4 separate regions of the Homo sapiens genome follow, and all the other regions are linked to region 1. The links are chromatin contacts, found by Hi-C or POLR2A ChIA-PET in ENCODE. All regions are on one chromosome and are shown on one strand. Each heading gives the region's core, a stretch centred on a gene start or an enhancer-like site at or near the end of the contact. The rest is flanking DNA. Distances are from core to core; before and after follow the strand shown. Region 1 overlaps MEGF9 (multiple EGF like domains 9). Region 2 overlaps C5-OT1 (C5 3' UTR overlapping transcript 1). Region 3 holds the start of TRAF1 (TNF receptor associated factor 1). Region 4 has its middle 15 kb from the start of PHF19.

What was found. A loop is a pair of places that touch in the nucleus more often than their neighbours do. ChIA-PET counts read pairs that join two places held with the same protein, here RNA polymerase II (POLR2A). Pooled maps may share reads with other maps.
Region 2: a loop to region 1 is called in a pooled map, with 4 times the contacts of the local background. The contact joins two enhancer-like sites. A Hi-C loop is called at or near these places in 2 of 37 single-sample maps with no recorded cell type and 3 of 50 pooled maps. POLR2A ChIA-PET finds 5 or more read pairs at or near these places in 1 of 52 experiments (OCI-LY7).
Region 3: a map with no recorded cell type shows a loop between it and region 1 (3-fold over the local background). The contact joins the promoter of TRAF1 here to the enhancer-like site in region 1. A Hi-C loop is called at or near these places in 4 of 37 single-sample maps with no recorded cell type and 3 of 50 pooled maps. POLR2A ChIA-PET finds 5 or more read pairs at or near these places in 1 of 52 experiments (OCI-LY7).
Region 4: a map with no recorded cell type shows a loop between it and region 1 (9-fold over the local background). The contact joins two enhancer-like sites. A Hi-C loop is called at or near these places in 1 of 37 single-sample maps with no recorded cell type and 3 of 50 pooled maps. POLR2A ChIA-PET finds 5 or more read pairs at or near these places in 2 of 52 experiments (CD8-positive, alpha-beta memory T cell and activated B cell).

The regions. Positions count from the first base shown.
Region 1 is chr9:120,691,732-120,694,750 of GRCh38, reverse strand. The region is part of intron 1 of MEGF9 (multiple EGF like domains 9); the gene reads left to right. Among named protein-coding and RNA genes, the nearest start is that of MEGF9, 21 kb to the left of the region's middle. RefSeq lists an enhancer at 1,202-2,012. Within about 2 kb of position 1,435, at least 3 of the 41 ENCODE cell types and tissues checked have a DNase peak (open chromatin) inside an H3K27ac peak, as active enhancers do.
Region 2 is chr9:120,942,991-120,946,009 of GRCh38, reverse strand. C5-OT1 (C5 3' UTR overlapping transcript 1) reads left to right here. Exons shown (of 2, transcript NR_148450.1): 2 at 2,501-3,019. Among named protein-coding and RNA genes, the nearest start is that of C5-OT1, 8.3 kb to the left of the region's middle. RefSeq lists an enhancer at 1,115-1,164. Within about 2 kb of position 1,434, at least 3 of the 41 ENCODE cell types and tissues checked have a DNase peak (open chromatin) inside an H3K27ac peak, as active enhancers do.
Region 3 is chr9:120,925,264-120,928,282 of GRCh38, reverse strand. TRAF1 (TNF receptor associated factor 1) reads left to right here and starts at 1,487. Exons shown (of 8, transcript NM_005658.5): 1 at 1,487-1,733; 2 at 1,982-2,347. The coding sequence starts at 2,208. RefSeq lists enhancers at 1,209-1,528, 1,869-2,208, 2,669-2,738, 2,335-2,858.
Region 4 is chr9:120,890,237-120,893,255 of GRCh38, reverse strand. It overlaps a transcript of PHF19 not described here. Among named protein-coding and RNA genes, the nearest start is that of PHF19, 15 kb to the right of the region's middle. RefSeq lists an enhancer at 416-635. Within about 2 kb of position 1,540, at least 10 of the 41 ENCODE cell types and tissues checked have a DNase peak (open chromatin) inside an H3K27ac peak, as active enhancers do.

The sequences.
Region 1 (3,019 bases), core at 186-2,685:
CATGATAGTCACTAGCCACAAAAATTGCCTGAAGTACCTACCATACCTGCTAAACATGAAACTTTCTTTTTGGCCTCCTTTTGTGTATAACCAGCTGTATCATGAGATTGCATCTACTCTGGGAAGAAAAGGCTGTTGGGCAAACTGTCTTGTACTTATGTTTAAAAAAGTAGAATAACCTAGGGCAGTAGAATCTCACTTTGAAGAAATGAAGAAGTGGAGGCCCATAATTATGAAATGATTCGTATAAATGTAAAACACTTAGAATTCCTGGCATAAATTGGCCTTCTAAATATTAGCTGTACTTTTTATTGCATATTGAAAACTTAGTCCTTCGGACTTTTTACTTCACTGCTTCCAATCCTTTTAAATTCTTCATTACCTCTAATCCTCTCAATTCTGTTGATAAGCAGTGTTACCCAACTTTACAAATAAAGAACCTGAATCTAAGATGAGGTTAAGTTGTTTGCCCAAAGGTCACAGCCAAGTGCTAGTTAGCTGGGATTCAAACCCAGATCTATCTTATTTCTTAAGCTCTTTCTAGGATGGCAAAATGACATGCTAAATGTAGGTTGAGTTTAATGTGTTCTATTATATCCTTCTAACCACTGTTAGTTGTAATGCATCTTTTGCCCCTGCCACCTTTGCTTCTCTTTTCTGATTTGTAGTCATTATTTTACTGTCCATATCATATATCTGTTTACTACTCTCTTCAGTTTTTCTCCTGATTCTTTGGAGTAGAAAGTATGCATTTTACCCAAAAGAAAAAGTACATCCTCACATACTGCTCTGTCCATTTTACTTTTACCTTTATTTTTTTTTTTTTAGCCTAATTGATTTGTACAGTGGATTGGTTTCCAGAGGAGAAGACTTGGATGTCTGTTATGAGTCAGATGAGTAAAGTTATACATTAGCCAGGATGACATTTAAGGGCTAATAGCCTACATCCCCAAACTAACAGTCATTTTAGCCAGTGTAAAACATGAAACACAAGTTGGTCAGAAATAGAGACAATAGCAAATAATGGTATTGAGTTGCTACAAATGCTTTGCAACCTAGTAATGTACTTTTATATGTATCAATTATTTTTAACTTGTGAATAATACTGAAAAATTCCAAATGGATTCCAGACATTTATTGCCAACAAAAATGTTTACTTAAACTTGCTGTTTTAGAGAATTATTTTTCTTAGCATATGGTCTTTCTTGTTAATAGCAAGCCTTTTAACAGTTTATCAGAATGTAAGCATTTCTCTTTGCTATACTTCTTTTAGTTGATGATCTTGTGTAATAGAGCACTCATTTAGAAATACACACACTTAAAATCTGTGATTAAATGGTCTTCAGGGACTAAAGCCACAAGCAGCAGGATGCTGTTGCTTTCTGTTTCCTTATTGCTTAACCAATCTGCAATGGTATCATCCTCTTTTTCCTTTTTCTTCTTCTTCTTCTTCTTCTTTTTTTTTTTTTTTTTTTGGTTAACCAGACAAAATTTCAAATCCTCTTTATTTTTTCTTGCCATGCTCAAATTGGTCTTTAACAGTGCTTCACTAAGATGCTTCTGTTTGACTTTACATTCACTTTTATTTAAGTAACAAAGAAAAGGGTGTGCTTTTGTCAATAAGTTTACACTGGGCTTTCTGTTATACAAAATAAGGTTCTTTTACATTCATCAGATCTTTGTTAATCACCCACTGTGCACCTAGCTGGGCTAGATAGATACTGGAAAGACAAATAAGACCTGGTTTCTGTCATTGAGAACATAGCGAAGGATATGGAAAATTAGACTACAGAATGGTAAGTTCTATCATAGTGGTATGTACTACAGAAGCAAAGAGAGGACTCCTTACCCAGACTTTTAGGGGATGAAGGACAATGTCAGGAAAGGCTTTCTGTGGGATGTTTTCTCTCAGTGGAGTCTTGAGAACAAATAGGAATTATTCAGGTAGAAGAGGGGAAGGACACTCTAGGAAAAGGGAGCAGCAGCCTGTTGAAAAAGTACAGAAGTAAGAGAGCACATACATGGCCCATTTAGGGAACTGAAGTCCTGAGTGGCTCGAGTAGGGGAGGAAAAGGTACATGAAGGTGGAACAGGGAATGAAGAGATTTGTGGCTGGGATGGTCCAAAGTTGTCAAATCATGATGTGCTTTCCATGTCATGCTCAGAAATTGATTCTAAGAGCCATGAAGAAGTATAAGCCAGGAAGTGACATGGTGAGATTTGTGTTTGGAAAGATCAGTCTAGAAACTGCAACATACTTCTATAAGTGTAAATGATCATCAGAGAAGATAATTAGAGGGCACTTACTGTCTCTTTAAATCTTTTCCATCATTAATTTTGGATTAAATGCTAGATAACATAATAATAGAGGGTTTATGAATTAGTTTCCTGTCTTCTGTTATTAAGCAAACATTTGAAACCTATTTTACTTGTTGGTATAACACATAGACTTAGATAATTAAAATTAGAGACTTGACAAAGCTACCAATTGGTGCTGGACCTCTTGATGGATCTGATGTTAGGTTAAACAAACACAAGTGCCTTCTGTATGCCAGGCAGTGTGCTAGGAACTGAAGAGAGAATGGTGAATGACTTAGGCATTCACAATCTAGTGGAGAGACAGATTCATACACAAATGCAAGTGCTCTAGAATACTTATGTATTAGATTCCTTAATGTACATTTTCACTTTCAGTCCTTACCTTAAACTTAAATATGGATGAGGAAACCGAAGATAAGAAGTATTTAACTTACTCAAGATCATGTAATAATGAGTGGTACATAGCCACAATTCAGTATTCGAAGTACCTAACTCAATTTATTCCGTACCATATTATACTGCTTCTCTTGACAAGGCAATGCATATGTACTTTTGAGCCTGAAGTAGTTTTCTTCCTCTCTTTTCTTAATTCTTTCTAATGCTACCCAAACCGGTAATGTTCAGCCTTGAAGTATCCAGTCATTGTTGGTTAAAAGTGCAGGCTCTGAAGTCAGATTGTCTGGATTCCAATCCCAGCTCC
Region 2 (3,019 bases), core at 185-2,684, 250 kb before region 1:
TGCCTGTGAACATGGAGGTCCAGAGGAGCAGCTTGTCTAGGATTATGGTGCTGATAAATGGAAAGGCCAGGACAGAAGCCCAAGTGAGGCCTCTGAACACCGCATTCTTCCCACCACTGAGATGAGCAGGAGTTACAGAGACACCAGTTTTGGCTCCCTGTGAAGAAGCATTTTCTTATAGCCATAGCCATTCAAAAGTAGAGTCAGGTCCAAGTTCCTTATTGCTGGGGCCATCTGAGCAGAGTCTAGCTGCCACCTTCCAGGGATGTTTCTGGGCAATTCAAGGTAGGGGGCTTAATGTCCCTTCAGTGCTGAGAGACTTTTAATAGTCAAGAAAACATCTACTTGACTGCTTTAATAAAAAGGTGAAGTTTTCACATCTGAAAAACAGAAGTACTAATAATACCCAAGTCAGAGGATTTCTGCAAGGCTCAAATGAGATAATACAGATAATGCACATAAAATGATTAGCACAGTGCCTGGCACAATAAAAGTAACTTGTGGCTGGGTAATAATACCTCTCTGGCACACTAGAGGTGGTAAATTCAATAATTTTTTACCTGTGAACATCCTACTTAGATTCATAAAATATTGACATTTAAAGATCCTCTAGAGATCATCTCATCAATGCCTCCCCATTTCACAGACCAGGAAGCAGGCCCAGGGAGGAGCCAGGACTCACCAAGAGGGTTCCACAACAGAGCTGGGGCTAGAACCCGCAGCACCAGGCTCCTCTGCCTTCCTATATGCAGCCTGGTGTCTCCTCAGGGCCTAATAGAAACATTGCCTGCAGGGGCAAGCAGAGACCCGAGCCTGGTGGTGAGGGCCAGGGCTAACATGTCTAACAGATGAGTTGGGAGCAATCAGAGGGTTTTGGTGTTGTTGTTGTTAGGCTGGAGGGGTGTGTGTGTGTGTGTGTGTGTGTGTGTTGGTGTTGGAAGGGTGGTCGGTGGGAGGGGGGTTGAAACTGAATGAGACAAGAGAAATTGGAGTTAAGGAAAGGATTGTTTGGCTTAATAATATATTTTCCAAATAAAGAACCTTTAGGAAATTAGAGCCAGGACTAGACTGTAATTCTCTGAGGGCAAAGGAAGAGGAAGGGAAAGGAGATATGCTTAGAGTTGGAGGAGAAGGCAGAAAGGTTTCCTGAGTCTGTTAGGGCCTTGGGGCAAGGCTGGTCGTCATTCATCCTCTTCTTGCCTCCTCCTTTCACCTCTAAAGGCGAAAGGCCAAACTGTGGTCTGTTCATTAAATAAATGCTGGGTGTCGAAATTAAAATGGCTCACTGATTTGGCTATGTTGTGTGTGTGTGACTGACAGACAGAGAGAGAAAGGAGGAGTTAGTATGGGGAAGTGATACAGTGAAGAAGTAAGACATTGAACCATGAAACAGAGGAGCTGCCCTGACTTGTGGCCTTGGGAGAGTTCCTGAACCTCATCAAGTCTCAATTTGCCCATCTAGAAAGCGGAAGTAACATTATCAGCCCTAATGGGTTATAATGATTAGGAAAAACACCTTAGTGCCAACTCAGGAGCCCACAATCTGTGGCAGTCAGCTGGAGTGTGATTTCCAGCTGTCTTAACTCTCTAGGCCTCAGTTCTATCTTTTAAAAATAATGAAAGAATTTCCCCCAACCCAATTTACAGATTTGTTGCAAGGATGAAATAAGATCCAACAAGTGAGAGAAATTTTAAAATGTAGAATCTTGCACAAATATAAACATAGCATTAAAAACAAAAAGCATCTTTGTGCTAAGATACCATAGACAGAGACTGCCTGGTGTGCTTTTTTAAAAATTGGGAAAAGACCACTATCTTAAAAAACAACCTCCTCCAGTGCCTCGAATTTTCCCATTTGCCTTCCTCTTTTGGTCCTCAGGACTGTCAGCCTTAGAACAATGCTATACAAAGTGTGGTCCCTGGCCGCCTGGGAGTTTGTCAGGAATGCAAATTCCCAGACCCCACCCCAGACCTACTGAAACAGAAAATCTTGGGAGCAGAGCTCGGAGATCTATATTTTAATAAGATATCCAGGCCTGGCGTGGTGGCTCACGCCTGTAATCCCAGCACTTTGGGAGGCCGAGGCAGGTGGATCACGAGGTCAGGAGATCGAGTCCATTCTTGCTAACTCGGTGAAACCACGTCTCTACTAAAAATACAAAAAAATAGCCGGGCGTGGTGGCGGGTGCCTATAGTCCCAGCTACTCGGGAGGCTGAGGCAGGAGAATGGCGTGAACCCGGGAGGTGAAGCTTGCAGTGAGCCGAGATTGCGCCTCTGCACTCCAGCCTGGGTGACAGAGTGAGACTCCATCTCAAAAAAAAAAAAAAAAAAAATCCAGGAATATTATAGGCATGTTAAAGTTTCAGAAGTGTTGTTTAAGAGCTTGTGAAAGTGCAGGTTCTCATTCTATAGGTCTGGGATGGGTCATCCTGTTAACTTTTGTACGGTTTTAATAATTTTTCTTTTTTTCTTCTAATTACCATAATTTTATAATTACAGGTTGAGCATCCCAAATCTGAAAATCCAAAATCTGAAATGCTTCAAAATTTGAAACTTTTTGAGTACCAACATGACACCACAAATGAAAAATTCCACACATAAGTACTTAACACAAACTTTGTTTCATGTAAAACATTGTTTAAAACATTGTATAAAATTACCTTTAGGGGATGTATATAAGGTATACATGAAACATAAATGAATTTTGTATTTAGACATGGTCCCATCCCCAAGATATCTTATTGTATGTATATGCAAATATTCCAAAATCTGAAAAAAATCTGAAATCTGAAACACTTCTGGTTCCAAGCATTTTGGATAAGGATTACTCAACTGGTACCTTAGTCTGATTAATTTATTCTCAGCTTCTATGTATTAGTTCTTAGGGATTCTTTTTTTTAACTTCACCTTTTTTGTAATGTTCCTAGCAAATGTTATTCATGTTATTTCACTTTTTAAAAATTATGCCATTGCTCTAGTGGCGGAGCAGGAAGCAAAGGAATACAGGGCCAGCATGCT
Region 3 (3,019 bases), core at 238-2,737, 230 kb before region 1:
AAATTGGAGACGAGAATAAAGAGTGTTTTAAAAGCGTGCGTGGTTACAGGACTGGCTCTGGGTTCAGGGGTCCCCACTCACTAGCTGTGAGACCTTGAACAAGTCGCTTAGCCTCTCTGTGCCTCAGTTTTCTCATCTGTAAGGTGGGGATGATGATGGCAATACCTGCTTCACAGAGTGAAAATTAGATGAGATGATGTCTGTAAAATTACGTAAGACGGTACCCAAAAGTAGTACTATTTTTCCCTTTTCTTATTAGAGCAGGTTGCGCACGTTTTGATGTCCGTGGGAATGAGCAGGTAGAGAGGGTGGTATTGAGGCCGGAGGGGAGAGAAGGGACCCACAGATGGGGAGAGAAGTCTTGGGTGCCTGTTTTATCCCAAACCAGGGGAAGGAGGGAACAGGTAGGGCTGGCTGCAGGAAAGCTTGCAGGTATGGGGTACACAGTTAAAAGGGAGTGTCTTCTGATAGTCTTGATGCAGGCCTGGAGGTCGTTTGTTATGGGGGTGGAGGTCCTGATGTACATTGTGGCGGTAAGATGCCGTGCTGTCTTTGCCACCAGCCTGTGGCAGCCCTGGTGTTACACCAGGGCAGGTGGGCAGTTTAATGTATCTCAGGCCAGATGACCTGCCCTGCCCACCTGTTGAGGCTCCAGTAGATAGACGTGAAAGCACAGTATAAGCATAATGCACCACTTTAATCCTTTTCTCTGAGGAGCTGGAAGGCCTGTAGTCACCATCTGAGCCAAATGTCATTCAAGTACTTCACTTGGGTTACACACCACACTTTGACCCACTATCTCATTTAGTCATCACAACAAATGGGTGAAATAGGTATTATTGTCCCATTTTACAGATGCAGAATCTGAGTTTCAGGGAAGTTAAGGACTTTGTCCCAGGGCCCACAGTTAGTAAGCAGTGGACCCAGGATTTCAACTCAGCTCTGTCTGACCTCAAAACCCATGATCTGAAACCACTGTGAAAGTTTGCAAAACCTCTGTAGCAGCCAAGCAGGATGGAAAGATGTGTAGGGATTGTCTTCTCCATTTGATAGATGAGACAAGAGCTGGGTACTCTGATCTCCATCCCAAGCACACAGAGCTTGGGGCCCCACAGCCCTGGTGTGAATCCCACTCCACTACCAGAGGCTGTGTGCCTTTGGACCAGGCATCTTGCTTCTCTGACCCTATATACAGCTGCAGAAGAATTCCTTGCAGGTTGCTGTAAGGATTTGGAGGGAAACTGTTGCCCAGCACACAGTACACATTCTGGGAGCCATCGTTTCCCCAGTGCACTTTTCCTGCAAATGTGGATCTACATCCCACTTGGATGCTGAGACCAGCTGCTGTGATCTTGCATTTGTTTAGCGCTTTGTTCTCCTTGAGGCAGTAAAGTGGTGGCACCTGACCGGAGCATGTAGCCACCTATGACTTCCTGAGTGGGGTGGTGTGGGGAGGGCCCTGAGGAGTCTGTGGTCCTAGGCCTTGGATTTCATCAGGGCTTTCCTGCTCCTTCTGGTTGCCTCAGTCCCAGGCAAGATAGGGTCCCAGAATCTTACAGCCCAGAGGCCACCTGTTGCAACTTCTTTTTTACAGATGGAGTCATCAGAACCCACTGTGAGGAAGTGACTTCTCCTTGAGGTCACCCAGACACTCCAAACAGAGCAGAGCAAAAGCGCCTAGAACTTGAAATTTTGGACCTGTCTCCAACACCCTGGGGATTTCCACCAGGAAGGTGAGCACCCCCACTGAGAATTCCAGGCTGCTCAGAGGTGCCAGGGAACACAGACCAGGGACCAGCTGTGGCCCCCTCCTCCGATGTGCCCAGGGAAGTGGGGGAAGCCAGCGGCAGCCTGCGATTCTCAACCAGGGGAACTCTCACTGTGCTTTCTGAGAGTCTGTGACACGGGTCATTTTCTCTGACTTGCTCTCTTGCTTTTTCTCACTCTAAAAAAAAAAAAAAATGACTGGACACTCCTAAAGCCTTCAGTCACCATCCAGGGGATTTTTATCGCCACAAAGGGTAATTCCTGCTCCATCCCTGCTGTGACTCAGCTGTGACGTTGAACCACACAAGCCAGAGAGAAGAAGATAAAGTCATCAGAGCTCCTACTCACCAGAGAGTGAGGCCCAGGCCAGGACTCCACAAGGCTGGTCCCCTGCCCTGGAGCAACTTAAACAGGCCCTCTGGCCAGCCTGGAACCCTGAGATGGCCTCCAGCTCAGGCAGCAGTCCTCGCCCGGCCCCTGATGAGAATGAGTTTCCCTTTGGGTGCCCTCCCACCGTCTGCCAGGACCCAAAGGAGCCCAGGGCTCTCTGCTGTGCAGGCTGTCTCTCTGAGAACCCGAGGTGAGGTGATGGAGGAGCGGAGGGTGGGCAGAAAGTGGGTGCCAGGGAGGGACCCCTGATGGGAGGTGAGGGGCAGAGGAGCCTGTGACTTCAGGCGGTGACTTTTCTTCTCTGGGCCTCAGTTTCCACACCCTTTTCTCACACTCCCTGACACTGCCCCTCTGGCTGTGGTGGAAGGAGAGGAAGCCACAGAAAGGCATCAGCTCCCACAGGGGAAAGCCATCCACACCGAGGAGAGCCTCGAGGCTGTGAGGCCACTGTCTCACTGTGTGGTCTGGTGCTCTGCTAATGTCCCTAAGCCGCAGCTCGCTTGTCTGTAAAGCTGTTTTCTGTGTCATAGAATTGTTAATGAAGCCCAATGAATAATAATCACAAAAGTCCTTATAATAACAAATATAAACCTCTTGGTGAATGACAAACTGTTAGACGAATATCTCTCCTTCCACAGCATTGCTCATCACCTCAGACCGTTTGCTGGGAACCCTTTTGGAGGGGACAAAGAGATCGATATATATTTGTGTATTTAATGATACTTAAAATATTAACAACCCAGAAAGGCATGATATCAGTACTATTGTGGACATCCCTCTTTAAGCAATTATGCACCTACTGTGTGCCAAATGCTCTGCCCTTGGGTCCTCAGCACAACTTAGAGGGGTGGATACTATTATG
Region 4 (3,019 bases), core at 291-2,790, 200 kb before region 1:
TCTAGCTGGCTTGAGCAAAGGGAGAGCGTCCTCACTCATGTTGCACACATTACTGCCTTTACTAAGTCATTTAACAATGACATTCATAGATGAGGGTATTTCTGGTGTTGAAATAATCACAGCTGCCACTTATTAAGTGCCTGTTACATGCTAGGCACTTTACATCATCTTACTCAATCCTCCCAGCAACTCTGATAAGGTGGCACTGAGATTGTCCCCATTGTACAGACGAGGAAACTGAGGCTAAGAGAGGTTAGTCAGCTTGGCTAAGGTCCCAGTCGCTAGGAAATGGCAGGGCTATTGTCTTTCCATCTCTAAACTGCTGCTTTCCACTCTACCATCCTGCCCTCATTTCCTGAACACCTGCTCTGTGCAAGGCCCTGTGTGCAACCACAAAATGAATCATTCAAGTAGTCATGTATTCAATAACCCTTTTTTTCAGCACTTACTATTTTTATGGGCTTATTTATTTATAGCATGCCTTATTTCAGAAAGCACTTAACTTCTTTATTTGATATACAAGCATAAAATTTTACAGGAGTGGTCATGTGACAAGCATCAAACGAAAAACAGAAGTTGGAAAGGTCAGAAGCACCCAGGAATGACAGGTATACAAGTGTGGACCTTGAGGTCCTATATGCCATGGGGACAGGCCACAAATTGCCCTCTGACCTTTCTAGCAGCTAAAACTTGATCCCACGCAATTCAGTGTCCATAAGACACTGGCACACCATTGCTGAGGCAAATCAAAACTCTATTAGGCCCTGAGACCTGAGAGGTATTTTTTTAGAGAGTTGGCATGAAGAGAACACTGTTAAACGTGAGGAACAATGTCCCCAAACAGCCTCCCAATTGCACGTACGGCACAAGTCTCAGGGGCCGTTTCCTGTACCCGCTCCCCACCGCCTCCCCACTCCTACTCCGTGCTGGCCCAAGTCCCATAGCAGGAAAACAGCTCAAAAAAGAGAGAGCCGAGACAAGGCCAGGCAAGCACACCACCCTCTAGCTTCATCCACGTGTGGGGTTTGCCGCAAACATTGGTAATAGATGCTAAATTCAGGTCCCAGGTAAGTTTTGTTTGGTCTGAGCTGTGTACTTAAATGGCTTGAATTAGTTGTCAGCTTTAAACAAGTTTCACCTTTTTAAAAATTCAGATTTTTGGCATTCTCTTTTTAAAAAAGAGGGACTTGACAACATGGGGCCCACATTCCCAAAGGACAAGAATTTGCTAGAGCCAGTCGTTTTCCAGTCCCCGCATGGTCCCCTGGAGGCCTTTCTTTGCTTTGAACTTTCCTACCTGGCTCTGCAAGGCGTCAGGGGTTTGCAGCCTGTTTTAGGATGTTTTGAGCCCTGGCACATTTGTGTGCAGAAGGATCACCAGGAGACTTGTTTATAGCACAGGGTCCCTGGTCTGGCTCCTTGGATTTGGGGTGGGGCTCAGACAGGCATCCTTCTACCAGGTGACTGTGATGCTTCCGTCTCTCCTAACAAGCACGGAAGACTGGGTGGGGCCTGTGGGGGACTATACAGCTGCTCAATGCTACTGACTCAGATAAACAGATGACTAGTTTTCTTTCAACACAACAAATATGGCAAATATAGTGGGGTTCCGAGTTCAAGGTTATACTCCCCGAGGTGCCTGGAGTGCAGCTCCTCTAAGTGGCTGGGTGGGTCTTGAGTCGTGTGCTGTAAATTATGGTGGCGCTCCACCTGGGCTGCACCTTGAACCACCCGGGGAGCTTTTCAACCCACACTCTTCACCCCATGCCTAGGCCACATCCAGGCCAATCAAACCAGAGTCTCTGAAGATAAGAACACAGGCATCAGCATGTTAAGGTTCCCGGGGTGATCCCAAAGTACGGCAGGTGTGCGGGCTTAAGATTGAGCAAGGTTCTCTAGGCCAATACCTTCTCTAGATATTGACTGTAGCTGGACCAAGTTCCTCAGAGAGGGGAGGGGAGGGAAGGAGAGGAGAAGAAGGGGAAAGGAGGGGAGAGGAGGGGAGAGAAGGGAAGAGGGCGGGAGAGGCAGATGAGTAAATGGATCCTTACACTAACTGTGATGAGCAGAAACCCAGGCGCTCTGGGGCATGAGCAGGGATACCTAACCCAGCCCTGGGGGCTCAATCTCTCCCCACCCCTGCAGGAGAGGCTTGGGGTGAGTTTTGGGAATAAGGACCATCCAGCCACATGACGAAGGGGAAGGAAAATCCCCATCAAGGCAAAAACACAGTCCAAGGCTCTGAGGCCCAAATTCCGGGGAGAGGGGTGAAGGTTGTTTGTCGCACCTGGGTTAAAGGGTGGGGGTGGAGAGTAGGAGAAGAGGCTACACAGGTGAGAAGGTGTCAGATCACAAAGGGCCTTGTATGCCAAACTAAGAAGACTGAACTTGACCATGAAGTTAGGCAGACCCTCTGGAGAGTTTTAAAGCAAGGAGTCGTGTGGATGAACAAACCTGTGATGGGCTGGGGTTACCAAGGAGGGCTTCCTGGAGGAGGTCAGACTTGAGCTGAGGGAAGGATAGGATTTGGAGAGCTGACATTCTGATGAGCGGCTTCGGTTAAAGCTCACAAAAACCCTTCCCTCCCCCATGCCCTTTGAAATCATTTGAATCAAAGATTGCGTGTGTTAAAGACATGTTTGTCTGTTATCTGAAAGCTGTGGTTTCTCTTTAACAGATTCAGGGCCTCATCCTTTGACTCGGAACCAGGAAGGAATTAGGAGCGAGTCCTCCTGCCCAGAGAGCTAATTACTGAAATTCAGTGGCCTCACCAGGGCGAGTGGCGTCACCGGCCTGCATCCCCCAACAGCTCCTAATTTCTAACTGGTCAAAGTTAGACATTTCAGTACATTTTTATGGGCTGCCCAAAGCCAGCTGGAAGCTTTTTTTCCATAAACTCTCCCTGAGACAAGTAGCCAGGTTTCACATATTAAAATGAAAACGTCAAAAGCGTTAACAGGAAAAAAAAAAAAAAAAAAAAAAGCAGGCTCATTTGTGAGGCCTCAGCTCACAAAACCTG